5 separate regions of the Homo sapiens genome follow, and regions 2, 3, 4 and 5 are each linked to region 1. The links are chromatin loops, found by intact Hi-C in ENCODE. Cell type or tissue: endothelial cell of umbilical vein. All regions are shown on one strand. Links, peaks and the distances in the headings refer to the core of each region. The heading gives the core; the rest is flanking DNA.

Region 1 (6,239 bases), core at 598-5,597:
CTATTGAACTGATTTTTTTGTGTGTGTCCATAGTGTAGGCTCTTTAGTCATCTTGTTAGAAATAAGGACATTAAATTTAATGTTAAAAATAATATTTTCAGCCAGGCACAATGGCTCATGCTTGTAATCCCAGCACTTTGGGAGCCCGAGGCGGGCAGATCACCTGAGGTCAGGAGTTCAGGCCAGGAGCCTGGCCAATGTGGTGAAACATCGTCTCTACTAAAAATACAAAAATTAGCTGGGTGTGGTGGTGGGTGCCTGAAATCCCAGCTACTTGGGAGGCTGAGGCAAGAGAATCGCTTGAACCCGGGAGGCGGGGGTTGCAGTGAGCTGAGATTGCGCCACTGCACTTCAGCCCGGGCATCAGGGCGAGACTCTGTTTAAAAAAAAAATAGATCTCTATCTCTATCACTATCTCTCTGTCTATCTATGTATCATCTATCTATCTATCTATCTATCTATCTATCATCTATCTATCTATCGATCTCTATCTTTATCCAGCTGTATCATCATTTTCACTAGATGCTAACAATAATATAACTGAGATAAACCAAAGTTTCAAAACAAGCTTGAAAATGTGAAATGAATAATTTGGAGGCGGGACTGGCCATTTAGGCATCTATGAAGGCCCAGATGACTCATGTCTGGAAATTGCCACTGCTCAGGAAACCACTCCTGGGAGCCCTGCTCGTTTTGCCATCCTTCCTGCTTTCTTGCCTGCTGACAGGACTCTATGTCAGCTGTTTCCTTTTTAGATGGAAGGGTTAAAAGATTCACTACTTGGGTCCCCCATTAGAATCACCAACATGCTTGTGCCCCACAGTCAGAGATCGTGACTTGATTGGACTGAGGCCCTGCTCTGTAGCTTGTCAAAAGCCAGCCAAGGGTGTCCAATGTGGAGGGTACAGGGGAATGTATTCGTCCCCCACTAGACTGAAAGCTCCATGGGAGGGAGTAGAGGCAGCTTTGTTACTGCTGCCTCCTAGCACCTGAATGTGTGCCTGATGTGCAGAAGAGGCTCAGTAGCTGCTTGTGGAATGAATGAATGAATTAGTTCCTTTGAGTAACAGGAAGTTGGAAGAAGATTGGACAGAGGCTTAGTTATGGTCTTTGCTGATGTAGGAGAGTGTGCTATGTTAGGCTGAACAGTGGCTGTCATCTTGGAAGACACTCCAGGAAAAGGTCACAGGGGAACAGGTGGCTGATCTGGGGGAATGCTGAACAGACCTCTCAGAAGAGACAAGGCTCCAGGGCAGTGGTGTCCTTATGAGGCAAGGCAGGTTGAGAACTTTGGGAAAGAGAATTTCATCAGGGGCTGAGTGTGTGTGTGTGAATGTGGATGTGAGGCCAGATGGGGACACTCCTGGGAGAATCTCCTGAACTGTGGCTTATTCTTTGTTTTTTTTTTTTGTTTTTTTTTTTGAGACTAAGTCTCGCTGTGTTGCCCAGCCTGGAGTGCAGTGACACAGTCTTAGCTCACTGTAGCCTTGACCTCCCAGGCTCAAGTGATCCTCCCACCTCAGTCTCCTGAGTAGCTGGGACTATAGGTATGTGCTCCCATACCTGGCTAATTTTTAATAGTTTTTCTGTAGAGATGGGATCTCACTATGTTGCCCAGGCTGGTCTTGAACTCCTGAGCTCGAGTGATCCTCCCTCTTGGCCTCCCAAAATGCTGGGATTACAGGCCTGAGCCACCATGCCCAGCCGTGACTCACTCTTAAAGGAGCTCAAGTCTTTTGTGTTGGAACTCCAGGAGGTTGACGACCACACTCATCTATTCAGTCAGCATTTGCTAGGTACCTAGCACACGCCCAGCTCTGGGGAGGTATGGGGATATAAAAATGAAGGTGATTTGATTCTTCCCCCGTGGAGGTTAGGACCTGGAAAGGATGGTGTGTGAAGTGAATGCTAGGTTTGCTGGTGGCTGAAAGGAAGGAACGTTGTCATCTTTGTCATATGTTAGGGATTGCCAGACCCACCAGTTGACTATATCCAAATAAAGGAACACAGAATTTGGAGTGATCACAGGGCAGTGAGATTTGTCTGGGAAGATATCTTAGGACTCGTGAATTTTTTGCAGATCTTAATAATTATAGAGAAAATGAGTAGGTGGTTAGGAAGACCAGGTAACTATAACTTACAGAGGTGAGAGAATGAGAATTGTTAAGTTGGGAGAAAAAGAGTAGAAAGAGCGACATGTGAAAGAAAAGAATCGGCCGGTGCGGTGGCTCATGCCTGTAATCCCAGCACTTTGGGAGGCCGAGGCGGGCAGATCACCTGAAGTCGGGAGTTCAAGACCAGCCTGACCAACATGGAGAAACCCTGTCTCTATTAAAAATACAAAATGAGCCGGGCCTAGTGGCGCATGCCTGTAAACCCAGCTACTAGGGAGGCTGAGGCAGGAGAATTGCTTGAACCTAGGAGGCAGAGGTTGTGGTGAGCAGAGGTTGCGCCATTGCACTCTAGCCTGGGCAACAAGAGCGAAACTCCATCTCAAAAAAAAACAAAAACAAAAGAAAAGAATCTTGGGTGGAGAAAATGAGAAATGGGATTAACATGGTACTGAGCAGTTCTTTTTTTTTTGTTTTGAGACGGAGTCTCGCTCTGTCGCCCAGGCTGGAGCGCGTGATGGGATCTCGGCTCACTGCAAGCTCCTCCTCCCGGGTTCACGCCATTCTCCTGCCTCAGCCTTCCGAGTAGCTGGGACTACAGGCGCCCGCCATCACGCCCGGCTAATTTTTTGTATTTTTAGTAGAGACGGGGTTTCCCCGTGTTAGCCAGGATGGTCTGGATCTCCTGACCTCGTGATCCGCCCGCCTCAGCCTCCCAAAGTGCTGGGATTACAGGCATGAGCCACGGCGCCTGGCCCTGAGCAGTTCTTTAAGGGATGAGACTTGGCCCTCAAGATCTGGGTTTCCATTACCCCTGCCATCGTCAGGGTAAGTCACTGAACCTCTGAGAAGGGGACTCCCAACCAGGAGGATCACAGGATCTCCCAACCAGGGAGGATGCCCCGGGAGAGTGTGGTCAGGATTCATGATGTTACACATTTTAAAGTTCTTTGCAAGCTATAGTAATAGTTCCAGGTAAATAAATGGAATAATAAATTCTGTAAAAATTATAAAAACCTAGTCTGTTGATAATGGGCTCTTTTAGGTAGAGTCTAGGGTAGGAAATCAAACATTATATTCATCATGGTACTTGAAATATATTTAAGCTGAAGCTGTGCACTCCATCATGTTTTTGATATATTTTTCCTTGGCATTACTTGAAAGGCATGCTCATGAAACTGGATTTGGATCTGTTTCATGTTTTCACTTGCGTTCTCTGACCCCTACTTAGAGGGCACCAGGTGCTTCCTATTCTAACCGTTTGCAAATTCAAGACTTGGTTGGAGGGCCATTCAGGGGACTGGTGTGGGGTTAGATAGGATCTGGACACAGCGACTCCCTCGCTCCTGCTCCAGTATTTTGACCTTAATTTGAACAGTTCAATGAACTGGCAACTGAAGTCGTTTTTTCCCACTGAACTAGACCTTTCATTGTTTTGCAGAGGAAGATGACTCATAGCCAGGTTCTACCATTGTGCTAAAGTGAAATTTTAGTCTAGGACTAAAGGAACACAGGCCAAACTTTCTGTCTGAGCTGCAGAGTATTGAAACTTAGATTGTGAGCTGGGCAGGAATTCCTGTGGCCCTCTGTGTGGAGTTGCTCTCAAGGAAAAGGAGCATTTAAATACGTTTTTGACTCCAAATTTAATTTTTAGTAATATAGTTCAAATGTCCTTTAAAATATCTTAAGTAATCAGACTGTTTTCTAAAAAAAAAAAAAATGTAATGCAAAATGAAAATTCTACAAAGTAGAAAACTGTCATTTCCTTCCTCTCTCCAAAACCATTGTTAATAGTTTCGTTTCTTCTGCTACCCTTGTTTTCTATGAATGTAAAAATGTATGCCTCTATGGGTGAGCATGGCTTTTCTTTTTTGAACCAAAATTGAAACCATCCTGATTTAGTGGCATCCCACTTAAAACATTATTAAAAACTACCTGTGTACATGTATCTTCGCTTACTTGGGCAATTGCTGGGGCAAATATGCTTTTACTGTTAAATCGTCATCTACAACAGATGACATGTAGAGAGATGAAATGTAGTCTATAGTTGTTTGAACTTGCATTTCTTTTTTTGTGGAACTGAACTTCTCTGCATATGTTTATTGGCTCTTTGGACAAATTCGTCAGTGATTTGGCTTTTCATGCATTGCTCATTTTCTTTTGTTGCTTGGATCCCTGACTTTTATACTCTTAATGATTCCAAGGGAAATTCCTACAAAATGGCAGATTTGGGAGGACTTATTTGAATTTCTTTTGAGTTCTAAAATGGTTAACTGCTACCTTAAAAGATAGATATTATTTTCAGATATCTAGGACAGAGGTTTGAGTCTTTGGACTTAGATTCTATAGTATTTTCTTTCTTTTTTTGGCTGATATGGAAGACGTCATCATCCCAAACTGTGCTGAGACTAGTAGTTATTTAGATACACTATTTTATTACATTTTCGTATACTGATAAATTATTTCCATATGGATGGTAAGTCCCAGATTTATTTATGAAAAAAACCATTTTTTATATATTTTATGGAACATGGAGTTAGCAGAAAGATGCTGTGGAGTTAGGCTTAAAATTAAGCCCTAACTATTCTGCCTCCTGTTTTGGGGCTGTTGTCAGTCTTTAAAGGTACATCTTTGTAAAATTTTTTGAACATAACTTGACAGATTGCAAGAAGGATTATAATAAATGGTGTCTGTTTGTGTTAGAGTATTTCAAGTCAGTACAGGAAAAAATACATTTAGATGCTAAGTGAAGATAAGACATTAGTTTAAATGAGGCCCCGTATGCACCATCATATTGAAAATTTACCAGTGTGTCCTCGTCCTTCAATTTAGATTCGTTAGTGATTTTTCACATCAAAGCATTGAAGCTGTAATTCTATGTTGGGTTCATTTAACCACAGATCCAGTAAATGGCAGGAAATAGAGAGCTATACAGGACAGCAAATGGCCTGCAGTTGTGTGGAGGATATCTTTGTGGCAAGATGCCCCAGATGTTTTGCTGTTTTCAAAGTTTGCTATCATTTGTTCAGAAAGGTTTTCATTGCTTGCAAGCAAGCAGGCAAGCAAAGGAAAAGGGCACGCAGCCGCCTCCCCTATGATTCTGTGCTCTTTGCCTTTGATGCCTTATATAAAAAGCTTTATTTAGTCTGCAGAGAGGTTATTTCTCCAAATAGAGGTGAACTGTCATAGTAGTCTGGAAACGTGATAGATTTCAGTTGAATGCCGCTGATCCAAATACTCTGAAAGGCTGGGCTGTGTGGCACTTGTAAGATAGGCACCTTGCACAGATTCTTCCAGGTCACTTGCACATATCGCCAGTAGAAATACCTCATCAGATAGCGATCCACTTGGCACTCTGAGAAGCAACTCCTATCACACCGACACTGCTACTTTTCTCCTGGCTCAGCCAGTCTCTTGCTGGGAACCTGCTGCCAGAGTTAGTCACTTGGCTTCTGCCCTGGCCTATTTTCTTGTTGACTTCTGGATTCTGTGCCTTTAGCTTCTCCTTGGACTCATTGGCCATTACTCTCTTTCTGGTGTTAGTAGCTCCTAGACTGTGTTTGACAGAAGAAATTTATTCCCCTAGCAAATTCACTTTCTACTGAGGTAACTCTAACCCACCCATGCAATCTAGCATCTGCCAATACTCTGAGACCCACTGATTGTTAATCAGTATTTATTATCTAACTCTGAGTAACGAGTGTTATAGCAGGAAAAGTAGAATCTTTTTTGTGTGTGTACGAATGTGGTTTAAGGGACTTTTGGGGATAGAGGAGAAATAAACACCTTGAAATGAATTATTATATTTTACCTTTGCCCATGTGAATTCTTTAAAATAATTATTAAATTCTCACTTTGCTTATATGCATTAAAAATTTCATAGTGATGGTATTTAAAGAGGGAGGTTATGGACATTTTGCAAGTTGGTTGAGGCAATAGTTCTCATTTCCCTTTTCATGTCCCACGGGACATGTCATATCTGTCTGCCTCCCTCCTATGCATTTCTCCTGCTGTTGCAAGGAGAATCTTATGTTTTATGATGAAAATTTATTTGGTGACTAAGTGAAGTGTGCACTATTCTTTTAAAAAGTCCTTGAGATTGCATTCTGTATATTTGCTGAATTTGTT
Region 2 (6,239 bases), core at 536-5,535, 130 kb before region 1:
AATTAGTGTATTATAGTATTAATAGAATATTAATATTAACGTATTAGTGCTCATAGCTGTGTAAAAAATAGCACAACATTTAGCAGCCTAAAGCAACAAATATTCATTATCTCACTTGGTTTCTGAGGGTCATGAAATCAGGGCTTAGCTGGGTAGTTCTGGCTCAGGGTCTCTCCTGAGGTTGCAGTCAAGTTGCTGCCTCTTGTTACAGTCATCAGAAGGCTTGACTGAGGTGGAAGATTCATTTCCAAGCTCACTCATGTGAGACCTCAGGTCCTTGTGGTGGTTACTAGAGGCTTCCGTTCAGAGCCTCCATGTGGGACATCACAGCTGGCATCCTCCAGAGTGAATGATCCAAGACAGGACAACCACAGTGGTAGCAGCAGTGCCTGTTGATGATTTGATCTCCAAGTTTGCAGACCACTTTCATTTTATTCTGTCCATTAGAAAGGAGTCACTAGATTCAGCCCGCACTCAAGGGGAGGAAAGGTAGTCTTCCCCTGTTGAAGACAGAAGTATGAAAGCATTTATGGACATATTTTTAAAACTATCGCAGAATGTATGAAGAATATCATGGCTTAACTAAGCACATATACACACTGAAAACTAGTTTAAATAGCGTGGAACATTTCCCTGTAAGAAGTACGTTAAATGCAGTTTCTTGAACGTGAAGCCATTTCAACGTTACAAAATCTGTCCTAATATTGACATTTACTCTCTAATATTGTCAGTTATAACAAATGCCATGGCACAGTGCTTTTCACATTTTGTTCCAACACTCAAGTGGGTATTTGTCATGCCTTGTAGTTGCCAGCAAGTTTGGCAACTTTTCCTATGTTTGGGGAATTTCTTCCATTTTCAAGACTGCTTCCTGAGGCAGAAGCCAGAACTTTCTTTCCTATCCACCCTTGCAGCAAGCATCCAGGGATGGAACTTCTGTTCTTCCACACAGACACTTCCATGTACGATGTAGATTTGGAAGATGGCAGCATGGCCCTGAATCCAGTTTCTAGGAAGGATGGAGTAAATGTCTCCAATGATGGAATCAGACCTTGGACTCTCTCCATCTTGGGGTTCTGCTTCCCCCCGTGCCGGCTTTATTCTCAGATTGCCTGTCTCTTCCAGTGCTCCTAGTGCCTCATCACCGCACTCCCAGTTTATCATTCTCAGAATTTTCATTATCAATTGCTTCACTTAAACAAACGAACAAACAAACAGTGGAACAAATAATAGCTATTTTATTATTTCCACAGATTTTGTGAATCAGGAATTGGAAAAGGATACTATGGGGACAAACTGTCTACGCTGCATACATAATAATATGGGGCAATTAACTAGAAGGAATCAGTGGCTGTGGGGGAGGAGTCACTTGATGGCTAGGGGCTGGAATCATCTGAAGGCTCACGCAGTCATATTTATAGCAGTTAATACTGCCTGTTGTTTGAGGGCAGTCACCTGAAACAACTACATGTGGCTACTTGGGCTTCCTCACAGCATGGTGGCTCAGTTCCAAGATCAAGTATCTCAAAAAAACAAAGTGAAGTACAGGTACAGCAACTTTTATGACCTAGCCTCAGAAGTCACATAGTATCACTCCTCCATAGACACAAGCCCCTTTCCAGATTCAATGAATGAGAACACAAACCTCCCCCTCCCCCCACATTCCATCTATTAATGGGAGGGGTGTCAAAATCACATTGGAAGAAAAACATTAGTAATGGGAGATACTGGTATAGTTTTGCTGTGTGGCAGGTTGTATTTTTCCAAAGATGACCAACGATAAACTAACTTGTACCAGGCCCATCCTTAAACAGCAGCCAGAAAATTTTAATACAATTTTGAGGCTTCAGAAGGTGCATTTCTAAGGGATACCCTACGATGCAGCTGTGTTACTCCAAACTGTCTTATACTAGGGGCTTGTTGGAAGCTGAGTCTGGGGTTAACAAAAATATCATTCAAATAGTACTGTGGTGTGAATGTGTCCCTCACACACCTACTTTACAGGGTTGTTGAGAAATTTTTATTCATTTATTTTAGAAATGGAATCTCACTATGTTGCCCAGGCTGGAGTGCAGTGGTGGCTATTTACAGGCACAATTATGACAGACACAGCCTTGAACTCCCAAGCTCAAGCAATCCCCTGGCCTCAGCCTCCCGAGTAGCTGGGACTACAGGAACGCAACACGACGCTCAGCTGAAAATTAAATGAGAAGATATATGTAAAGAGCTTAGAGCAATGCTTGTCACATAGTGACATGTTCTCAATCCGTGTTATTATTATCATTTCAGTGCCTTGAAAGCCATTTTTATCAAGACTGTGGCCTCTGACAATTTGGCGCCATACAATGGAGATGGCGGGTGGCAGGTGGCAGGTGGCACTCTGGTGACCCCATGTCATCACCACGTGGCTGCCTCTTGACCCTGGCAGAGTCTAAGTTCCCTTTCTTCTCTCAGCACCGCAGGGCAAGGCCCGAGGAACTGCTCTTGCCTGAGCTCCTGTCGTGTACTTCGGAGGGCCGGGCCTGGCGCTTAGAAGGAGGGGTGCTGTTGAGGTCAGGACACAGGAGCAGGCCTCTGACAGCTTACAATGCTGTGTGGCAAAGTGTAAAGGGGGTGATTCTCCCGGTTACTATCCTGAGGCCCTCTCGCAGGGGCAGTTCTCTAAGAGTTGGCGGAAACTCCAAGAACCAGGGCAGCAGGCTCGTGACAGCCCGTGTTCCCAGGGATCACAGGAGTTCCAGGAAGAGGCAAGACAGTTCTTACAATGTGACCCAGTAGGAGAGCCATTGGTGAGGTCTTGCACAGTGAGGTTAGTGTGTGCAGTCTCCAGGCTGATAGAAGTTCTTGATGAAGAAGTCTCTGCCTGCACCATATGAACAAGGGCGTGGCCGGACAGTCGTGTGGCTGCCAGATCCCAGCTCAGCCACAGGCCCCTACCACTCCACAACACAGAGCCTGGGCTCTGGGTTCTGTGGTAGATATGAGGTCCTGGGTAGTGGGGAATGGAGTGGAAGTCCTGGGAAAAGGGATAACAGGACAAACTGAATCTCATGTGCACAGAAAGGAAGGACAGCATTGCAAAACAAGGAAGGGGAACAGAAATATCTCATTGCATCGTAGGGTAGCGGGGGCAAAGAGGAGGCCACTGCGCTGCATCCAAGACTGTGCAGTGGCGATGGTGCCTTCAGCCACCAGGAAGGGCGACTTTGCCACGCTCCCCTGCATGTGGCGTGGCACAGCCGACACGCGCATTTCTACAAAGCCTCCCTCCCGTGTGACTTGTGGCACGTGCGAAGAAGAAAAGCGGCCCCTAGGGGCAGGGGTCCAGGAACTCTGCTGCTGCCCGTGCACCTCATTCCTTGAAACCTACTCTGCTTAGAACAACACAAACTAAACGCCGCCCTGTGGGCCGCGTCCCTGCACCACCAACCAGGCGCCTCCAGAACGCGCTCCCAGGAACCCAGAAGTTTGCTGGTGTGTGTTTGCGGCGCCCGCGCACCTCGAAACTGAAAGCGCAACTGGAGGGCCTGGAGTCTCGCCCCAGCCAAAGGCCCGCGAGCGCCGCTGCCGCGGCCTCCACCCCAACCGAGAGCGCGCCGCTCCGCTGCAGTTGTCTTCACTGCCGCAGCGGGCCGGGGGCAACAGTGAGCCGCGGCGGCGAGAAACCGAGGTACCGGCGTGGCGGCCGCCCCAGCCCGGGCTGAGAGAGCCGAGACAGTGGCGGCGAAAACTCTCTGCGTTCTGGAGGGAGGGTGCGGGCAGGAGGAGGTAGAGGATGCCTTGTAAGCGGAGCAAAAACAAGGTTCAACGTCTGCACCAGGATGGCCGAGTGGTTAAGGCGTTGGACTTAAGATCCAATGGACATATGTCCGCGTGGGTTCGAACCCCACTCCTGGTAGCTTTAGGTTTTTCTCTTAAATCATTTTATTTTTTAAAAATACGAATCTCACTGAACACACCACGCCTTGGACATTAGAATTCCGACTTCTGGCTGGGAGAAGCGCAACGCTCACACGCAAAGTCCTGCTTCCCACCAAGAGACCGCGCAGGCGGCGGCCCTCAGAGCTCTGCTCACTTCCCCAGCTGCGGGGCGGGAGGCGGCCGGGAGGGGGAGGGCTGTGACCTGGAGGGTATTTTTAAAACTGCCTCTGCAAAAAAGTGAAAAATGCATCTCTCTTTTTTTTCCCTTTCTCTCTCTCTCCCTTTTTTTTCCCCCGCCAATGTTAATTTTGTGCACACAACTCTTCTATTAACTCCTAGAAGGCGGAGACTGTATCATCCTAGATGTAAAATGCACTCCAACTTGGGTTCGGCTTAGAATTTTTAAATACAGCGTGGTCAAGTTTTTTTTTTCTTCTTCTCCCTTTAAAATTGTTTGTTTAATGAGAGCCATCTAAGAATTTTTAAAAGTTGCAAGTACACTGCAAATAACTTTTTTTCCTCTCTTGAATCATTTAAAAGTAAAATACCTAGTGGATGCCCAAGTACTACTATTAAAATCAGGAAATTAACATTGATGATTTAATACCATCTAATCCTCGGTGCGCAATCGGTCACCAGTTGTCGCAAGAATGTTCTTTATAGCAAAAGGCTCCTCTTCAGAATGATGCGTTGCATTTACTTGTCCTGTCTCCTTCGGCTTCTTCCGTGTGGATCAGCTCCTCAGCCTCTGCTGACTTTCATGATCTTGACACTTCTGCTGACAAGCCAGCCGGTTTGTAGAATGTCCCTTTGTCAGTCTAGGTTTTCTGGTGTTTCCTCCTGATGAGATCCAGGCTCTGTTTATTTAGCAGGACTTCCACAGAAGCCATGCAGTGTTCTCACGGCAGCCTCTCAGGTCGCATGATTTCCGTGTGGCCTGCTTCTCTGCCAGGCTTCTCCTCTGTAAAGTTACTGTTTTCCCTTTGTGATTAGTACCTGTTTTAGAGGGAAGTGCTTTGAAGCTGTGTAATATCCGGTGCCTTATCAAATTTTCATTTTATTCAATTATTTATGGAATTATAAGTTATGTACGTATGTATCCATGGTGCCCTATTTTAATTAATGGTTACAATCCATTCATTCATTTTGATGCTCAGAGTGTCTCAGATTGGGCCAGTGACAGCCCATTCAAGCTGACTTTTGACCTGTCTGCATTATTCTTTAGCACTTCCTTACTTCCTACTCCAAGATGGTCCAGATTTACCTTGTGCTTTCCTGACCCAGTACTAGAATCAGCCATTTTCTAAAGATCCTTGGTTCCTTTTAGTGGAGAATGGTATCTAGAAACCAAGGTCTCAGTGCTAGGTGTGCTCATTGCTTTTGAGGTGTTGCTACTTCCAGGCCCTCTGGGTAGACAGAATTAAGGAGTGTGTGTGTGTGCATATTTATCTATTTGTATATCTATATAAATATATATCTATATTTATTCATATATCTTTATGTATATCAAGGAGTTTATATATACCTCCAATTCTGATCCAACACTATAGACTTTGTTCTATTTTGTCTCCCTGTCCATGTTTGTAACTCCCTGAATTCCTGCCTCCCCAGTGCAGATCTATACATTGCTTAAGCTCATGTAATGGCTTTAGAATTGAATTGTTCAAAAAGGAAAGAGAAAAAGAGTGTCTACATATTTTGGAAATAAACATCCTGCCAGCAACTGAGAACAGGCTCTGAGCCACTCACTATTAGATACTTGGGATGTGCAGATAAATAACCCGGCCTCTGTCTCAGTGAGCTCAGATAGCAAGAGACAGAGATTTTAATAAGCCACATTTGTAATGAAAAAATATGAATTATGCCCAAGGTGCTAAAGGAGTGGTTTGGGAAGGCCTGACTCTTCCTCAGAGAGCCAGCTTTAGTTGAGAGGTGAAAGAAGAGAAGCAGGGATGAGGGAGGGGCAAGAGGGAGAGGGAGACAGATACAGGTGGGGTAAGCCACGTGGGAGCCATCTGGGGGCCCTGTGAAGTATGATGCCCAGGATGCCCTGAAGGATTTGCAACAGAAGGAACCTGACAAGTGTTACATTTGGAAGTATCTGTGTCTACCGATGTAGAGAATCTTGGTCTGTCTTTATAGGCTTGGGATGGGGGGCATGTTGAATTGGTAGAAAATATTTTGGGGGAAAAATTGTTTAATTCTGTTAATAGCCAGTTAGACTGAGCTCAGTCTTTCTCTTCCTCCTTAAAAGCCCAGGATTTTTTCCTTGAAAAGCAGATTTGTTATATTAGATTCTTTATATATTTTCAAAAGTT
Region 3 (6,239 bases), core at 731-5,730, 130 kb after region 1:
CAGGTGTGAGCCACCAAGACTGACTGGCTTCTAGATTTTTTGTTTTTGCTTTCTTTTTTCTTTTTTCCATTATAAGTAGTGCTACATTAAATTTACTTCATATATGTGCTTTTACTGTTATAGATTAGATTCCTACATCTGGGATTACAGTCAACAGTTATGCATTGTCAAAATTATAATAGCTATTTCGAGATAAGAGTATTATCCAAATGTGGTGTGGAATCCCAGTCTTAAGATTATTTTCATTACTGCTTATATTCCACAGCGTTAGCATGAGATGTATGAGATTTTATCTGAATTTTAAAGCATGCAATTCGTTGTGGAAAGTTATTACTGTGCCTTTAAATATTAAGAGCTAAAACTTGACATTGAACACATTAACATTTGTTTATTTGGGGGAATGGCTTTTCCTTTGTAGATCGCTACTCAAAAAAGTAGGTTGTCTGAAAGTCAAGAAAAAGCTGCGAACCTGAAGAAAGACTTGGCAGAGATGCAGGAATGGATGACCCAGGCCGAGGAAGAATATTTGGAGCGGGATTTTGAGTACAAGTCACCAGAAGAGCTTGAGAGTGCTGTGGAAGAGATGAAGGTGAGGCGGGGACGACCAGTGCCAACAGGCTTCATGCCTCCCTCCTCCCTTTAAAACCAGCACATCAATCATCTGTCTATCTGTCAAACACTATGTGCATGTAGCATCTTTCACAGTAGGTTTTTGAATTAAAAAAACATAACAGGGTAGCTGCTCTAATTTTAGCAGGGGAAGAAAGCCAGGAGTCCACATATTTGGCTTGGCCCATGAGTTGAGTCCATGAGGGCCCATGAGACAAGCTCTTAAGTTAGACCTTTGGGAGGCTACAGAGAATGACTTAAAAACCTCTGGTAGTGGGCATGAGGAAGAATGATCATTTTTTTTTAATTGGGGTAAATACATATAACATTGGTCAGCTTAATTTTTAAGTGCACAATCCAGTGGCATTAATTGCATTCATCACTATTTCCAAACATTTTCACAAAGAGTTATTTTTTGTAAGGGGAACAAAAGAGACCTCCCAAGTTGTCTGAGGTTTATTCTTATTTTCCTGTTACTAATCTTCCAGTTAATACATACGGCACATATGAACACTGACGTTTCATTAGAGCAGGTAGGAATAGCGGTAGGAATGCATCGGGGAGTTCATATTAGTTGGATCCACTGGATACATTTCCTGTAAACTTGTACTCCTCTGTCGATAGTCTTGAACACTCTCTTTTTATATATAATAAAAGAACTGGGCATCATTCCCAAATTTCTAACACAGCTTCAACTGTCCTTGAATGTTCAAGCCAAAGGAGATGGTGTTTTCAAAGCTTTTTTTTCCTGTAAGCTTAAGCAACACAGTGACTAATGTTTTACCTCAAAGTTAACTTACCTAGAAGTGTAACTAAAGCAAAAATCTGTGATTTTTTTCAAAAAAGGGATTATATGACATTCATACATTATTATACATGAATCAAAGTAAATATGACAGGAGACTTGTTGGAAGTTGTTTTTTCACTAAAACATCTTTTTTAGTGTAGCTCTTTTTGAAAGATTTAAAAATACTCAGTACATAAGGTATTTTAAAATAGGCTACCATGTTAAGAATTGTCTCATTTATTGTCTTTCTTTACACTATTGGCATTGTAGTTCTGTGGATTTTAAAAGTTGCTATAGATGAGATTTGAGAAAAATGATATTTAAATATTTGATTGGGCAACATTTTATTTATTTTTATTCTTTCAAACAGCCATTAGGACTTACAAAACCACTACACTTAATTACTTTCCCCCAATCTAAGGAAGTTCAAAACCATTAAGTAGTAGAGAAAAGTAAAGGGGAAAGTGAAAGACTGTTTTATTTGTATTTATTGCCATTAAAAGTAATGGCATAAACTGCAATTACTTTTGCACCAACCTGATAGGTTGATTTTCCTGAATGTCAGATTGTTTATCTTAGCACTGAGAAACAGCTATTTCTGGATCAGATCATCTCAGTCTAACTTTATCATTGAAATGCTATTAATTAGCAGAAGGATACATGTGCCTATGTTCTATAATTTTTTAAAAAGCTTAAATTATTTAGAGAACTTTTAAAGATACTTCTACCATAGTGTACCTCAATTTTTGTGAAAATATATTTATCACAGTGTAATCTGCTCAGCCCTCCAGTGATAATGAAAATTCACTCACTTAAATTCTGATCTTGGACCCAGACTTTGAAAATACTTCATGTCAGTAAACATACTTTGGATAACTTACGTTAACACTGCTGTTATGAAATGAAAACATTTGTGGGAGCTGAGTACATTGGATGCATGAGTGAAATTTCAGAGTTAGCATTCTTATTTCAAAAACGCTCAACTGGGCTGGGTGCAGTGGCTCACGCCTCTAATCCCAGCACTTTGGGAGGCCAAGGTGGGTGGATCACCTCAGGTCAGGAGTTTGAGACCAGCCCCGCCAACATGGCGAAGCCTCATCTCGACTAAAAAATATGAAAATTAGGTAGGCATAGTGGTGGGTGCCTGTAATCACAGCTTCTCGGGAGGCTGAGGCAGGAGAATTTCTTGAACTGGGAGGCAGAGGTTGTAGTGAACAAGACTCTATCTCAAAAACAAAAACAAAAACAAAACCCCACAAAGAACCATTCACTGTTACCTAAATAATGTTCTATTTTGGCAGTTAGAATCATCCAGATGTTTTAACTTTGGTTTAATTCTTGAAAAAAAAAGAAAGAAAAGAAATTGGTTACTGAGAAAGGGAGACGTTTTTCAAGTTCATCCATCCTTTCTTGGAACAGAGGGCAAAAGAGGATGTGTTGCAGAAGGAGGTGAGAGTGAAGATTCTCAAGGACAACATCAAGTTATTAGCTGCCAAGGTGCCCTCTGGTGGCCAGGAGTTGACGTCTGAGCTGAATGTTGTGCTGGAGAATTACCAACTTCTTTGTAATAGAATTCGAGGAAAGTGCCACACGCTAGAGGTATGCTATTATTATTATTGTTGTTATTATTATTATTATTATTATTATTATTATTTTCAGTGATGTATTTCTGAGATCCAAACTCTGTAATGTTTTGGCCATTTTCAAATCTTGGAGAAAACTTCTCTTTTCTTTCAAATTCTGGATTATAAAGAAAAAATAGTTCTTGGGAAATAGTTTGATAAAAATGAAAGAGGGGTTAAAAACAGGAGACCAAAATCTGTCCCTAATTATCAGAAGGTTCTTGGGCAAGTCATTTTGTATATTCAAACTTTACTTTTTTTATAGGTGCAATCCAGGTTTTCATGTAACAGATGATCTGTAGGGCCTATTCCAGTCCAAAAATTGCAGAGCACATTTCAAGCCTCTCTTTTGTTTTGTTTTGCCTGGTTGAGTACATAGAGAGGAATTATTTTCTTTTGAGTGGTGTCTAAAGTTCAAGAGTCACCTGAAGGAAAAATAGAACTTAAATATGTGACAGTTTTACTGGGTCTTAGATAAAATACCTTTTTTTTTTCTCCCTGGCCATTACACGTAAAATGTAGATGAGTCTATGAAATTTTTTTAAACTAAGAGTGAGGTTTTGCTTGTTTGTTTTTATAGTAGTATGACTTTTGTTATTGCTTGTTGGAAGATTTAAGAAGGCTTTCAATTTACAACAATTTAATTTACATTCAATTTGACGTAAAACAAATATTTGTATTGTGGCAAATCTTGAAATGGTAAAAAATGGCAACTGCAATATTTAACCTAAATTCATTCATTACTTTGATCATTCATTCATTTGTAAATTCATTCGTTTCTTGTTCTAAACCAATTTTGTGCTAAGATAAATATATATCATTGAGGCAAGTTAGTAAGAAAGCTACTTGATTTGGGATCTGTCTGCTTCTTGGAAGTGGTCTTCTTTGAGTCATTTTTTCTTTCCCATAAGAAAAGAGGTTGTGCTTGCATCTGAGCAGATTTTTGGTCTGCTTTTTGCTTGTGGAAATTGGGGGACTAGAACCTCTTTTCTTTTATTCTAATTCAGTGGCTGGAAAATTATGGCTGAGGATTTTGTTTTGTTTTGTTTGAGACAGGGTCTTGCTCTGTCACCTATGCTGGAGTGCAGTGGTATGATCACAGCTCACTGTAACCTCAAACTCCTGGGCTCAAGTGACCTTCCTGCCCCCGCTTCCTGAGTAGCTATGACTCCAGCCTTGCAATGCCACACCTGGCTAATTATTTTTAAATTTTTTTTGTAGAGATGGGGGTCTTGCTATGTTGCCCAAGTTGGTCTGGAACTCTTGGGCTCAAGCCATCCTCCTGCCTTGGCCTACCAAAGTCCTGGGATTAAAGGCATTAGCCACTGCACCCGGACTGGCTGAGGGTTTAAATCTAACTTGTAGTTTGGTTTTGGATACCTGGTTAACTGAGAATAGTTTATACATTTCTCAAGGGTTGTACAACACATACCCCCCTCCAAGAAGAATCTGTGATAGGAAGCAAATGTGTCCTCCCAAAACCTAAAATATTTACTGGCTGGCCCTTTGTAGAAAAATGTACTGCTCCTTGATCTGGTAAGCATACTTCATATGGAGAGTGGACCGGCAGGTGCCTTCACTCATTTATGTAAACCAGAAGATGCCTCCACTCATTCAGTACATTCAAGACGACAAGCCCAGGAGGCATCCAGCTGAGTTCTTTCTCCTAAACTTACCACTCAAATAAGTTCCTCTTATAATAAGGGATTATAAATTTATAAATGTTTCCACCCACTACACAACCCCTGGGTCCCTGCTCTGGAAACCTCAGAGGGGAATGAGTGATCAAAACCAACACAGTAAGAACAGTATAACTCCAGTTTTGGTAAAATGTGGCTCTCTTATATTGACATGTCCTCATGAATTTAGAAAAAAGTTGGGAAGGCTACATTGCAAACTTTTACATCAGTTAGCTCCAAGTTGGAATTGGGTGGGGCCCAGGAGATTTCAATTTTCTATGAAATTATTTTTTAAAAATTTACAATTGGGAGCAATTTTTTCATTTTGTTCAAAAACCAAACTTTTTTTTTTTTTTTTTTTTTTTTTTTGAGATGGAGTTTCACTCTTGTTACCCAGGCTGGAGGGCAGTGGCGTGGCCTGGGCTTACTGTAACCTCTGCCTCCCAGGTTCAAGTGATTCTCCTGCCTCAGCCTCCCGAGTAGCTGGGATTACAGGTGCCTGCCACCATGCCCAGCTAGTTTTTGTATTTTTAGTAGAGATGGGGTTTCACCATGTTGGCCAGGCTGGTCTTGAACTCCTGACCTCATGTGATCCACCTGCCTTGGCCTCCCAAAATGCTGAGATTACAGGTGTGAACCACCGCACTTGGTCTTTAAAAAACAAACTAAATAATGTTTCTCTCCTGTTTTTCTTACTAATTATATAGTTCTATTTTTGACATTTAAATCAGATCATGGAATTTATTTTAAAGAGTGAGGCAGCCTCTTGCCCACTCTTTGCTCCCCACCCTTCACCAACTGGTCTCATATGATTTTGTTGATTATTTTATTTTATTTTATTTGAGATGGAGTCTTGCTCTGTTGCCCAGGCTGGAATGCAGTGGTGCAATCTCAGCTCACCGCAACCTCCGCCTCCCGGGTTCACGCCATTCTCCTGCCTCCTCCAGAGTAGCTGGGACTACAGGCATCCGCCACCACACCCGGCTAATATTTTTATATATATATATATATTTTTAGTAGAGACAGGGTTTCACCGTGTTAGCCAGGATGGTCTTAATCTCCTGACCTCATGATCTGCCTGCTTCAGCCTCCCAAAGTGCTGGGATTACAGGCGTGAGCCACCACGCCTGGCCGATTTTATTTTATTTTTTTGAAGTTTCAACTCCATCAGTTCTGAATTCCTAGGTATACTCACATCCAAATGAAATTATTAGCGATTAAAGAGAATGTGTAGTACTAGAGATACGATGTGTGAAATGGCTTTTTGTCTAATTTAAAATTTTTCATGCTTTAGGAGGTCTGGTCTTGTTGGATTGAACTGCTTCACTATTTGGATCTTGAAACTACCTGGTTAAACACTTTGGAAGAGCGGATGAAGAGCACAGAGGTCCTGCCTGAGAAGACGGATGCTGTCAACGAAGCCCTGGAGGTTGGAACCCGTGATCTCCACGGCATTTCTCTTTGCTGTGATGAGGCCACACGTGTATTACAATGAGGAATGTAATGCTTTACGCAGGCAAATGCATTTGCTTCCTCAGTGGT
Region 4 (6,239 bases), core at 401-5,400, 86 kb after region 1:
ACAAGCTGTGGCCTACCTCTGCTACTCTGCCCTGCAGTTAGAGTGGACTTTTCCCCCAAGACTCTTGTTCATGCAGGTTCCCCTCTGTTAAATGCTTCTGCACCCACCATTATATGGCAGCCTGCACATTTTTCCTCAGTTTAAATGGAGCCTTTTCAGAGAAGTCTTTTCTGATTAATCTATCAAAATACAACTCTCTGTCTCTCTCTCTCTTTCTGTCACTCTATCTTGGTTTCTTACTATCACAGTATTTTTGTAAACTGTGTTAAGAATTTTAAATTGTATCTTAAGAGCATTGGGAAAGCCAGTGAAAGGTTTTCAGCAGGTACGTCTTATGATGGCATTACATTTTTGAAAGATCATTCTGGCTGCTGTGTGAGAAATGGACTGTGGATTGTGAAGGTGAGAGTGTTGGGTGGGGGAAAACAGGAAAGTAAAGACACTTGTTAGCAGGTATTCCAGTTCAGAAGATGGATGTGTGTGGTTGTGGAAATGGAAAGGTCTGGATGGATTTGAGATAAGTCTTTTTTTTTTTTAATATATATTTTTTATTGATCATTCTTGGGTGTTTCTCGCAGAGGGGGATTTGGCAGGGTCACAGGACAATAGTGGAGGGAAGGTCAGCAGATAAACAAGTGAACAAAGGTCTCTGGTTTTCCTAGGCAGAGGACCCTGCGGCCTTCCGCAGTGTTTGTGTCCCTGGGTCCTTGAGATTAGGGAGTGGTGATGACTCTTAACGAGCATGCTGCCTTCTAGCATCTGTTTAACAAAGCACATCTTGCACCGCCCTTAATCCATTTAACCCTGAGTGGACACAGCACATGTTTCAGAGAGCACAGGGTTGGGGGCAAGGTCACAGATCAACAGGATCCCAAGGCAGAAGAATTTTTCTTAGTACAGAACAAAATGAAAAGTCTCCCATGTCTCCTTCTTTCTACACAGACACGGCAACCATCCGATTTCTCAATCTTTTCCCCACCTTTCCCCCCTTTCTATTCCACAAAACCGCCATTGTCATCATGGCCCGTTCTCAATGAGCTGTTGGGTACACCTCCCAGACGGGGTGGTGGCCGGGCAGAGGGGCTCCTCACTTCCCAGTAGGGGCGGCCAGGCAGAGGCGCCCCTCACCTCCCGGACGGGGCGGCTGGCCGGGTGGGGGGCTGAACCCCCCACCTCCCTCCCGGACGGGGCGGCTGGCCTGGCGGGGGCTGACCCCCACCTCCCTCCCGGACGGGGTGGCTGCCGGGCGGAGACGCTCCTCACTTCCCAGACGGGGTGGCTGCCGGGCGGAGGGGCTCCTCACTTCTCAGACGGGGCGGTTGCCAGGCAGAGGGTCTCCTCACTTCCCAGACGGGGTGGCTGCCGGGCAGAGGGGCTCCTCACTTCTCAGATGGGGCGGCTGCCGGGCGGAGGGGCTCCTCCCTTCTCAGATGGGGCGGTTGCCAGGCAGAGGGTCTCCTCACTTCTCAGACGGGGCGGCCGGGCAGAGACGCTCCTCACCTCCCAGACGGGGTCGCGGCCGGGCAGAGGCACTCCTCACATCCCAGATGGGGTGGCGGGGCAGAGGCGCTCCCCACATCTCAGAAGATGGGCAGTCGGGCAGAGATGCTCCTCACTTCCTAGATGGGATGGCGGCCGGGAAGAGGTGCTCCTCACTTCCTAGATGGGATGGCGGCCGGGCAGAGACGCTCCTCACTTTCCAGACTGGGCAGCCAGGCAGAGGGGCTCCTCACATCCCAGACGATGGGCGGCCAGGCAGAGACGCTCCTCACTTCCCAGACGGGGTGGCAGCCGGGCAGAGGCTGCAGTCTCGGCACTTTGGGAGGCCAAGGCAGGCGGCTGGGATGTGGAGGTTGTAGCGAGCCGAGATCACGCCACTGCACTCCAGCCTGGGCACCATTGAGCGCTGAGTGAACTAGACTCCGTCTGCAATCCCGGCACCTCGGGAGGCCGAGGCTGGCGGATCACTCGCGGTCAGGAGCTGGAGACCAGCCCGGCCAACACAGCGAAACCCCGTCTCCACCAAAAAAATACGAAAACCAGTCAGGCGTGGTGGCGCGCACCTGCAATTGCAGGCACTCGGCAGGCTGAGGCAGGAGAATCAGGCAGGGAGGTTGCAGTGAGCCGAGATGGCAGCAGTACAGTCCAGCTTCGGCTCGGCATCAGAGGGAGACCGTGGAAAGAGGGGAGGGGGAGGGGGAGGGAGAGGGAGCGAAGTTTTGAAGGAAGGTCAGAATTACTTATGTATTAAATGTGGAAGATGAAGGAGAGAGAAGCTGGGGCTGGCTCCCAGGTTTGTAGCTGGAGTACCTAGTTGCAGGGAGGAGCCATCTACTGAGTTGGAGAAGTCTGAGGAGGAACAAGCTTTGGAAGAAAGTAAAGGTTTTGAATATGGACATGGTTTAATATGCCTAGGAGGCGCTGAAGTAGAGATGTGAAAATAGTGGGATATGAGAGTTTGGAATCCAGACTCCTAGGTGGTTCTAGATGTTCTTTAAATCCAATAGGAGTAGATGAGATTACTCAGACACAGTATACAGTGGGGAGAAAAAAGAGCCTAGAACTTAATTTTGAGGAGATTCATTACTTATGAGTCAGCAGCTGCTGTTGAACCAGCAGGAAACCAGGGCAGTGTCACAGAAGCAGGGAAACAAGCTTCTGAAAGCTCAAGTTGCTCAGCCTTGAGGAGTGCTACCAAGGTCTGAAGCAAGGAACGTGGGTGGCCAGCTCTCCGGGCTTACTTGGGACAGTTCTGGTTTGGATTTGTTGTTTGAGCACAGTTATCATCAAAAATACTCTAGTTTGTTGGTTAATTATATGGTCACCCTGAAGATGATGCTAGAAAGGTCCGTTTGGCAATGGGAAGGTTATTGATGACATTGGTAAAAGCCTTTTCAGTTGAGTCATGGGGCAAATAGCAAGTTGAAGTTAAAGGGAATGTTAACAAACCATAGCTGTTAAATACTTGAGCATTTTTTGTATTGTTCTCTATACGTTTCTGTACATTTGAAATATTGTACTTAAAAATCATGCATGAGAGTTGATAAAGTAGAGACAGAATGTAGGCAAGTCTTCAAGAAATCTTGCTCTGAAAGGGAACAAAAGAACTAGGGAGAGTCAATTTGGTTATAAGCTCTTAAAGTATATATGGAAATACTCAGTTATTTAGAAAGAGGTTGATAGAAATTTATTCCATGAGCCCTAAAAGGCCATCAGATAAACCAGAGGGCAACTGCCTAAGAAAAATACAATCAGTACAGCAGCCTGTGTGGCTGTCTTTTAGTGTCTAAAATGCAATGCTAAAATGCAGTTCAGCAAAAGCAATTTACCTAAGGGTCAAGGCAGAATTCTCACCTTTCTTTTTCTTTAAATTACAGAAAAGGCCTAACACGTTCCAGCTCCTCTACGAAACTTTCCTGTTTTAGCCTTTGTTGAACTCAAATATCATGCCTTGTTGGGACCATGGCATTTACTTTTCTAATAGCTGTTCTTCAATTTCTGTTCAGAAGTGATTCATGTGGGTTCTCTGTCCCTAACTATATTAGAATCTCCTTGAGTACAGAATTCATGAGTGCATGCTGCTTTTATACTCTTTGCTACCCTAGTGCACTTACTCAATGCTTCTAACTCATTCATGGCAGTGCCCATTTGGCTCCTGAGAATTGGATTAGTGCCTAAGACAGAGTGGTGGGTACTTTGGGTTCGCCATACAGTGTGAGTTTGCTGAACACCTCTTGCTTTGATGATTAGTGTGGGTTTTTCTTGGCTTTGTTTTTACAGAGTACAGCGCCTGAGGAGGAGCATGAGAGTCCCCGAGCTGAAACTCCCAGCACTGTCACTGAGGTTGACATGGATCTGGACAGCTATCAGATTGCGTTGGAGGAAGTGCTGACCTGGTTGCTTTCTGCTGAGGACACTTTCCAGGAGCAGGATGATATTTCTGATGATGTTGAAGAAGTCAAAGACCAGTTTGCAACCCATGAAGTAAATATCTGTAGTTTCTTAGCAGGGTGTGTCCCCCACGGGACCTGAGCCTTAATCAGGGACTCTACTCTCCTATTTGTTATCTACTGAATTCTGTTCTTTGGAAAGGTCAATGGTTTATTTCAGGAACTGTGATATTTAAATAGTGCTTTGTCACAAAATTGGTATGGGTGATTAAACTGTGCCTCAGAATTAGATTTTAGATTTTAGTCTCCTTGTGTGTTTTGGAGAGCCACTGATGAAAATCATTGCATAGTACTGCTCAGTTCTGAAGTGCATTGTTATATTTCAAAAGCAAACGAGTGAACCAATACACCAAATCTTTAAGATTTGAGTGTTCCCTAGGAAATGATTATTCTTTTTAATTGCATGATTAAGCAAATGTCATACCCAGGGTTCCTGTATTTTTTCATATCATAAAAGTTTCCTGCTCCTTTGAGGACATACTATATTGCAGCATAGTGAATTTCACTATATGGAGATTTCTTTTGGTTAAATTTTTCTTTTGTATAGTTATGTGAATTGACAGATCTTATTTGTTGTTTTGGATAGAAAATAATATAAGTGGTAATATCTCTTAAACAGTTCCTCTTGGGTGAGTATGGTATTTTATTTTATATATATATTTATATATATAATAAATAAATATATATTTATATATAAATATATATAAATAAAAATAAATATATATTTTATTTTATATATAAATAAAATATATAAATAAATATATATAAATAAAATATATAAATATTTTTATATATAATCTATTTATATATTATATATGTATATGTATATGTGTGTGTATATATATATATTTATAATTTTTTTTTTTTTAACAGAGTCTTACTCTGTCACCCAGGCTGGAGTGCAGTGGCACAATCTTGGCTCACTGCAACTTCTACCTCCTGGCTTCAAGTGATTCTCCTGCATCAGCCTCCCAAGTAGCTGGGACTGCAAACATGTGCCACCACGCCCGGCTAATTTTTTGTGTTTTTAGTTAGAGACGGGGTTTCACCTTGTTGTCCAGGCTGGTCTTGAACTCCTGGCCTAGGTGATCCACCTGCCTCAGCCTCCCAAAATGCTGGGATTATAGGTGTGAGCCACCACACCCAGCCTTTTATTTTATTTATTTAGAATTCCATGTTCATGATCTATGAGTAGCATAGTCAGCATTTACTTTAAAATAGCTGGTATTATCAGATGCATCATTGCTTGCTTTGAGCTATTTCTCTTTTAACTTATGGCAGGTGTTTATTCCTATTTTCAGAGATTAAAAAATGTGGTCAATGTCTATTTTATTTGCGCTCTACTAGGCTACCTTTTTCTGCATCACTGACATTTAGGTTAGGCATTAGCAATTTGTTCAGTCTTCCTTTTTTTTTTTTGCACTGAGTAGCTCACAAATTATAACAATGTCCCTTTCTAGGCTTTTATGATGGAACTGACTGCACACCAGAGCAGTGTGGGCAGCGTCCTGCAGGCAGGCAACCAACTGATAACACAAGGAACTCTGTCAGACGAAGAAGAATTTGAGATTCAGGAACAGATGACCCTGCTGAATGCTAGATGGGAGGCTCTTAGGGTGGAGAGTATGGACAGACAGTCCCGGTGAGTGGAAAGCCAAGAAATGCACTTAATTCCACAGGCTGCTTTGCACAGTTGAGCTCTAGTAGATGTCTGCATGTCTGTGAAAGCGAGATGATTACAGAACTTGCCTTGGAAAAGTAAGACTCTTTTCTACGGGTAATATTGCTGGAATTCTGCATGATCTTTGTTTCCCCTTTGATGTGTTAGCCACACCAAAAGATAAAAGTTGGAATACAGAATTTAACAAAAAGGAAAAAGAGGATAGGCATGGTGGCTCATGCCTGTAATCCCAGCACTTGGGAGGCCAACGCGGATGGATCACTTGAGGCCAGGAGTTTGAGACCAGCCTGGGCGACATGGCGAAACTCCGTCTCTACTAAAAATACAAAAATTAGCTGGGCATGGTGGGCCATGCCTGTAATCCTAGCTACTTGGGAGGTTGAGGTATGAGGATCGCTTGAACTCAGGAGACAGAGATTGCAGTGAGCTGAGATTCAGCCACTGCACTCCAGCCTGGGTAACAAAGTGAGACTGTCTCCAAAAAAAGGAAAAGACATTTCATAGGGGCAGTTACTTATTTGCAATGTTAAGATTAGCTAAACATTAACTTGGTGTGAAGACAGGACTATGGAGTATTGATCTACTTTTCCATTTTGTGACTTTTATTT
Region 5 (6,239 bases), core at 778-5,777, 67 kb after region 1:
AGGGCTCAAATTTGTTATTCGTTTGTAAGATGACACTCATCAGACATGTTACTTTTGAAAGCATTTAAAATCTGTTATCTTCCAACTGTTTTTATTATATGCAGTTATAACTTGATTGCTGATAATGGGTTTAGGTAAGTCATAGGACAGATTCTGTCTCCCTGCTGTATCTGTTTCTTTGTACAATTTTGGCAGCACCAAGCTAGATTTGCAAATTCACCTTAACGTGTTTGCCATATTATGTTAGTACTGTTTTTTGTTTAAATCTACAGTCATGTGTCACATAAGGATGTTTTACTCATTGATGGACCACATATATGATCGTGGTCCCAGAAGATGATAATGAAGCTGAAAAATTCCCATAGCTTAGTGATGCTGTAACTGTTATAAGGGCATAGCACAATGCCATTTACTCGAGTGTATTAGTCTGTTCTTATGCTGCTACTAAAGACATACTCCAGACTGGGTAATTTATAAAGGAAAGAGGTTTAATTGACCCACAGTTCCACATGGCTGGGAGGCCATGGTGAGAAGCAAAGGAGGAGCAAAGTCACGTCTTGCATGGCGTCAGGCAAGAGAGAGAGCATGTGCAGGGAACTAACCATAAGATCTCATGAGACTTGTTCACTATCATGAGAACAGCACAGGAAAGACCCACCCCCATGATTCACTTATCTCCCACTGGGCACCTCCCATGACACGTGGGAATTATAGGAGCTACAATTCGAGAGTTGGGTGGGGACACAGCCAAACTGTGTCATCAGGTATTTGTGGTGATGCTGTTGTAAACAAACCTACTGTGCTTTCAGTTGTAGAAATGTCTAGCACATACACTTATGTACAGTACATAATACTTGGTAGTGATAACCAACAACTGTGTTACTGGCTTATGTATTTATTATAAATTTATCATTATTTAATTAATTTATTTATTTTGATATGGAGTCTTGCTCTGTTGCCCAGGCTGAAGTGCAGAGATACAATTATGGCTCACTGCAACCTCTACCTCCCCTGTTCAAGCGATTCTTCTGCCTCAGCTTCCTGAGTAGCTGGGATTACAGGCATGTGCCACCACGACTGGCTAATTTTTGTATTTTTAGTAGAGACGGGATTTCACCATATTGGCAGGCTGGTCTCGAACTCCTGATCTCATGATCTGCCCGCCTTGGCCTCCCAAAGTGCTGGGATTGCAGGTGTGAGCCACTGTGTCTGGTCCATTATTTTAGAGGGTACTCCTACTCATTAAAAAAAAAAAAAGTTAACTACAAAACAGCCTCAGGCAGTTCCTTCAGGAGGTGTCCCAGAAGAAGGCATCGGTATCATAGGAGATGACAGCTCCATGTATGTTATTGCCCCTGAAGACCTTCCAGTGGGACAAGATCTGGAGGTGGAAGACAGTGATATTATTGATCCTCACCCTGTGTAGGCCTAGGCTAATGTGTATGTTTGTGTCTTAGTTTTTGACAAAAAAGTTTGAAAACTAAAAAAATACAGTTTTAAAAATTGAAAAAGCCTTGTAGAATAAGGACAAAATGAAACAGAATATTCTTGCACAGATGTGTGATGTGTTTGTGTTTTAAGCTGTTATTATAAAAGTCAAAAAATTAAAGAAATTGAAAAATTTATAAAGTAATCTAAGGTTTATTATTGAAGAAAGAAAAATATTTTAAAAATAAATTTAGTGTAGCCTAAGTGTACAGTGTTTATAAGGTCAACAGTAGTATACAGTAATGTCCTAGGCCTTCACATTCATTTACCACTCACCCAGAGCAATTTCTAGTCCTGTACGCACCATTCATGTTAAGTGTCCTATACAGGTGTACTATATCTTTTTTTTTTTTTTCGTTTGAGACAGCGTATCTCTCTGTTGCCCAGGCTGGAGTGCAGTGGCGCAGTCTTGGTTCACTGCAACCTCCGCCTCCCAGGTTCAAGCGATTCTCCTGCCTCAGCCTCCTGCGTAGCTGGGATTACAAGTGTGCACCACCACAACCAGCTAATTTTTATGTTTTAGGAGAGATGGGTTTCACCACGTTAGCCAGGATGGTCTCCAACTCCCAACCTCAGGTGATCCACCCGCCTTGGCCTCCCAAAGTGCTGGGATTACAGGCATGAGCCACTGTATCCAGCCTAAAATCTTTTATATCATATTTTGACTGTACCTTTTCTGTGTTTAGATACATAAATACTTACCATGTGTTACAGTTGCCTGCATTATTCAGTACAGTAGCATGCTCTATAGGTTTGTAGCCTAGGAGTGATATGCTATACCATCTAGCCTAGGTATATTGTAGGCTATTCCATCTCGGTTTGTGTAAATATACTCTATGATGTTTGCACAATGATGAAATCACCTAAGGATGCATTTCTCTGAATGTATCCCTGTCCTTAAGTGACTCATGACTGTATTTGGAATCTGAGTGCCGTGAAGTCAAGAGCTGCTTTCACCAGCCTTGATTTTCGCATACTGTATGACAGAAAGTAGGCACTGATCTATCTCTCTACTGGAAAATCCAAGGCCCAATTCTGCATCTGATTTGTTATTGATACAAAGAATTAGAATTTCACTCTTTTAAGAAATCCAAACTGCACTTTCTAAATCTTACTTTCTTATTCAATTTTTTGTAGATTTTTTTCTATTACTACTACTATTGCTGAAAAACATGATCTGTGGTAGAAATATTAATAATTGTGCTTTGAGAGTATTGAAGTAGGGTAAGAATAATACAGTATCAGATCAGAGAGAGGGTGGGACCAGATCTCACAAGATTTTTATTTGGAGTTTGGATTGGATTTGCCTGTAATGGATGCCCATTAGGGTAAATCAGGGAAATTGACACAATGTGGTCTGCACATTAAAATTGGAATTATTCTGGCTCTTACGTAGAAGCAAAGAGATCAGTTGGCTGGAGCTGGAGTTCAGGCAATAGATAATGGCGGTTTGGGCTAGAGTTGACACAATGACCATGGTAAGAAGTGGTCATGTTTGGGATGTGTTTTTGGAAGTGGAAGGACAGGGCTGGTGGGTAGGTTAGAGGTGGAGAAGAAGTGAAAGGAAATGAATCAGGAATGACTCCTTTGTTTTTGGCCTGAGCAAGAGTCATTATTTCTTGATATGTGATGTATTTGCAATTAATCATATTCTGTAGTCCGTGGATGTGTGTGTGTGTATGTGTGTGTGTGTGTGTGTGGGTGTGTGCATATTTGTGTGTGGCCTTTCTCCAGAGTTGACCAGTTCCTTAAGGCATTCCTCTTTGATTAATCCTATATTTCACCTATATGTGGTCATGCTCTATGCAGAAATTGCTCATCGGTCACCCTATGACCTGGTGTGCCTGTAGACAAGATCTATTTGTTTAGCACAGTGTTTTAGGAAATTACAGTTACCAGGAGGTTATACATATAAATTCAGATTTCCACCTTCTTTTTAAAAATGAGAAGTTCTGCCCACAGTGAACCTGAATTCCCATATGGCCACCCTTAGCTAGAACTGAGCAGGAGCTGCCACTTGAGCCTGCAGAGCCAGCTGATTCTCCAGATGTGCCTGGGGCTCATCAGGTTTGCTTCCCTCACATGTGTCATCACTGCAGTTGTTTGCAGCCCTTGCTCCCCGCTAGACCCCCCTGGCTTCTCCCCTTGCATTGTGCTGACCGTTCGCCTTTGTGCTCTAACATTTTAAAATCCAGCAGCAGTAGTGTCCCAGCCGCAAGCATGAGTGCTGGTCTCACTTGTCAAAATGGTGATGGTAGAGGGAGATGAGACTTGGGGACAGCCAAAGCTGGCCACGCCAGGGCTGTAGTATCTGTCATCTAGAGTTGTGTCATGTGGTTGTTTACTTTTTTTAAAGTTAAATGTGACCCAAGGCTTATATACCCTTCAAGTTCAAGACTGTTCATTTATACCATTTTGTATTTATTGGAAAACTATGGAAACTCTCTTGAGAATAAGGAGAATGACCTGAACTTGGCATTTCTGCAGGGCCAAGCACAAAGGAGGTATTCACTAAATATTTGTCCAAATGCATTATTCAACTGTATTCTCTTTGTCAGAGAAGTCTCTGCAAATGAGTCTTTGCAAAGATTTCAAAATTGAAATAAGAGGTTAACTGTCAGGATGAATCAGTTTTTATTTTTATTCATAGATGACTTCTGACATTTCCAAGCTGTTTCACAGAGTGGATCCCAAGTTTACAGCTTGTGATACCAAAGCACCAGACACGCTTTAAAGTGGTGTACTAGAAAAAAAAATAGTCTGCATTTTGAATTCATCAAAATGTAGTATATATCTTGTTGCTCTCTTTGGGGGGCCACTAAATATATCCCACCCACTCCAGTGATTAAATATTTTTTTCCCTACATATCCCAGTCCAGTGATGAAATATTTTCTTCCCTATCTGTCCTAGTCCTGTGTCTTCATAATTTTAGTAGCAGTATAGCACAGATGTTGAAAACATAGATTTAGAGCCAGATTTTGTGGTATCAGATCCTGGTTCTGCCTCTCATTTGTTAAGTCACCTCCACATCAGTTTCTTCGCCTGTAGAATGAAGAAGATGATGCTGTTTTTCTCGAAATACTATTATAAGGAAATAAATAATACATCTAAATAATACAACTAAATCTTTATAAGTCTCTTAGAACATATGATACATAGTAAATGCTTGCTATCATTATGTCTAAGAACATTTCATATTTCTACTGCCTGTTTCCGTATGGCCTATGAGCTGAGAATGGTTTTTACAGCTTTAGGTGGTTGCAAAAAAATCAAAAGAAGAGTAATATTTTGTGACATGTGGGAATTATGTGAAATTCAAATTTTAGTGTCTATAAATAAAGTTTCATTGGAAGATAGTCATTCCAATTGGTTTATTTGTTTATGTATTCTCTATGGCTGCTTTCACTTTACAACAAAAGGTAGTTAATTGTTTTTGAATGAGATATGTTCCTGCAGGTCATCATATGACATATTAATGAAACCTGAGACTTGTGAGATCTTTCTCTGTGAATTGACACTACCATGTTCTCATGTTCAGGGCCTGCTTTTGCCTTCCTGCTTGAGATGAAGAAGTGCTTAGTTGTTGTCTCAGTCCTTTCAGATATTGTTGATATTTTATTACACTTTTCTGCCAATAGAAAACACTAAAGTTATGCTTGTGATATAGTCACATCAACCATTTAATGAACATCTGTCATCTTAGTTTAACAGGTAAACAAATAGATGCAGAAAGGCCAAGTAACTTGCCCAAAATTCTATGGCCAATAAGAGGCTTCTTGTTTACAGATGAGGTCATTAATGGACATCCATAATTATTTATAATATGAATAAATATTTATATTTCTTTTTTTTTTTTTGAGATGGAGTCTCGCTCTGTCACCCAGGCTGGAGTGCAGTGGCGTGATCTTGGCTCACTGCAAGCTCTGCCTCCCAGGTTCATGCCATTCTCCTGCCTCAGCCTCCCGAGTAGCTGGGACTACAGGCGCCCGCCACCACGCCCGGCTAATTTTTTTTTTTTTTTTGTATTTTTAGTAGAGACGGGATTTCACTGTGTTAGCCAGGATGGTCTCGATCTCCTGACCTCGTGGTCCGCCCGCCTCGGCCTCCTAAAGTGCTGGGATTACAGGCGTGAGCCATCGTGCCAGGCCTGTATTTCTTTTATATAATGCTGTTTTTGTTGTTGTTGTTTGTTTGTTTGTTTGTTTTTTTGAGACAGAGTCTTGCTGTGTTGCCTAGGTTGTAGTGCAGTGGCATGCAGTCTCCATCTCCTCTGGGTTCAAGCAATTTTCCTGCCTCAGTCTCCCAAGTAGCTGGGATTACAGGTGTGCACCACCACACCCAGCCAATTTTTGTATTTTTAGTAGAGATGGGGTTTTGCCACATTGGCCAGGCTGGTCTCGAATTCCTGCTCAAGTGATCCTCTCGCCTCGGCCTCCCAAAGTGCTGAGATTACAGACATGAGCCACCGTGCCCAGCCAGTTGTTTTATATTATACTATTTTTTGGAAAGTGGAGAGTGGATTTGAGAAGGGTTTCAGGCTGCCCAGGTGTTATATTAGCTGCCCTTGCCATCATCAGTATTTTCTAAGATCCTTTCTATGCCTATATAACCCCATTTGTTTCTCCCATGCGCTTTACCTATATAATATATTTTTGCTATGCCTAAGACCTGAAAGTGAATTCGGTTATTTGTTGGCTATTTTGCAGAATTGTACTTCTGGTTGGGTGGGGGAGGGGGATTAGACGTAGGC

Evidence for each region. A loop is a pair of places that touch in the nucleus more often than their neighbours do. Peaks named below come from ENCODE experiments on the same cell type or tissue, not always from the same donor. Only the 100,000 strongest peaks of a DNase experiment are listed, where the experiment ranks them.
Region 2: it touches region 1 in a loop (8-fold over the local background); 13 of 110 quality-filtered maps call a loop at or near these places.
Region 3: a loop joins it to region 1, with 5 times the contacts of the local background. A loop is called at or near these places in 4 of 110 quality-filtered maps.
Region 4: a loop joins it to region 1, with 4 times the contacts of the local background. A loop is called at or near these places in 2 of 110 quality-filtered maps.
Region 5: it touches region 1 in a loop (6-fold over the local background); 12 of 110 quality-filtered maps call a loop at or near these places.

Annotation. Positions count from the first base shown.
Region 1 is chr6:144,346,440-144,352,678 of GRCh38, forward strand. The region is part of intron 2 of UTRN (utrophin); the gene reads left to right. Among named protein-coding and RNA genes, the nearest start is that of SNORA98, 56 kb to the right of the region's middle. RefSeq lists an enhancer at 2,740-2,849. In endothelial cell of umbilical vein, for the core only: no CTCF peak of the experiment used is centred there; DNase peaks (open chromatin) are centred at 682, 3,462 and 5,462; H3K4me3 peaks cover 217 bases; H3K27ac peaks cover 5,000 bases.
Region 2 is chr6:144,212,732-144,218,970 of GRCh38, forward strand. TRL-TAA1-1 (tRNA-Leu (anticodon TAA) 1-1) reads left to right here and starts at 3,816; the gene lies at 3,816-3,898. RefSeq lists enhancers at 3,283-3,572, 3,903-4,032 and silencers at 3,447-3,911, 4,123-4,172. In endothelial cell of umbilical vein, for the core only: a CTCF peak has its summit at 3,632; a DNase peak (open chromatin) is centred at 3,790; H3K4me3 peaks cover 1,454 bases; H3K27ac peaks cover 837 bases.
Region 3 is chr6:144,479,394-144,485,632 of GRCh38, forward strand. It overlaps UTRN (utrophin), which reads left to right. Exons shown (of 75, transcript NM_007124.3): 26 at 419-589; 27 at 2,816-2,995; 28 at 5,992-6,126. Among named protein-coding and RNA genes, the nearest start is that of SNORA98, 77 kb to the left of the region's middle. In endothelial cell of umbilical vein, for the core only: a CTCF peak has its summit at 2,897 (motif pointing left); a DNase peak (open chromatin) is centred at 2,908.
Region 4 is chr6:144,432,155-144,438,393 of GRCh38, forward strand. It overlaps UTRN (utrophin), which reads left to right. Exons shown (of 75, transcript NM_007124.3): 10 at 3,781-3,984; 11 at 5,411-5,592. Among named protein-coding and RNA genes, the nearest start is that of SNORA98, 30 kb to the left of the region's middle. RefSeq lists an enhancer at 1,466-1,968. In endothelial cell of umbilical vein, for the core only: no CTCF peak of the experiment used is centred there; a DNase peak (open chromatin) is centred at 2,617; H3K27ac peaks cover 1,104 bases.
Region 5 is chr6:144,412,886-144,419,124 of GRCh38, forward strand. The region is part of intron 3 of UTRN (utrophin); the gene reads left to right. Among named protein-coding and RNA genes, the nearest start is that of SNORA98, 10 kb to the left of the region's middle. In endothelial cell of umbilical vein, for the core only: no CTCF peak of the experiment used is centred there; DNase peaks (open chromatin) are centred at 2,426, 3,146 and 4,996; H3K27ac peaks cover 2,192 bases.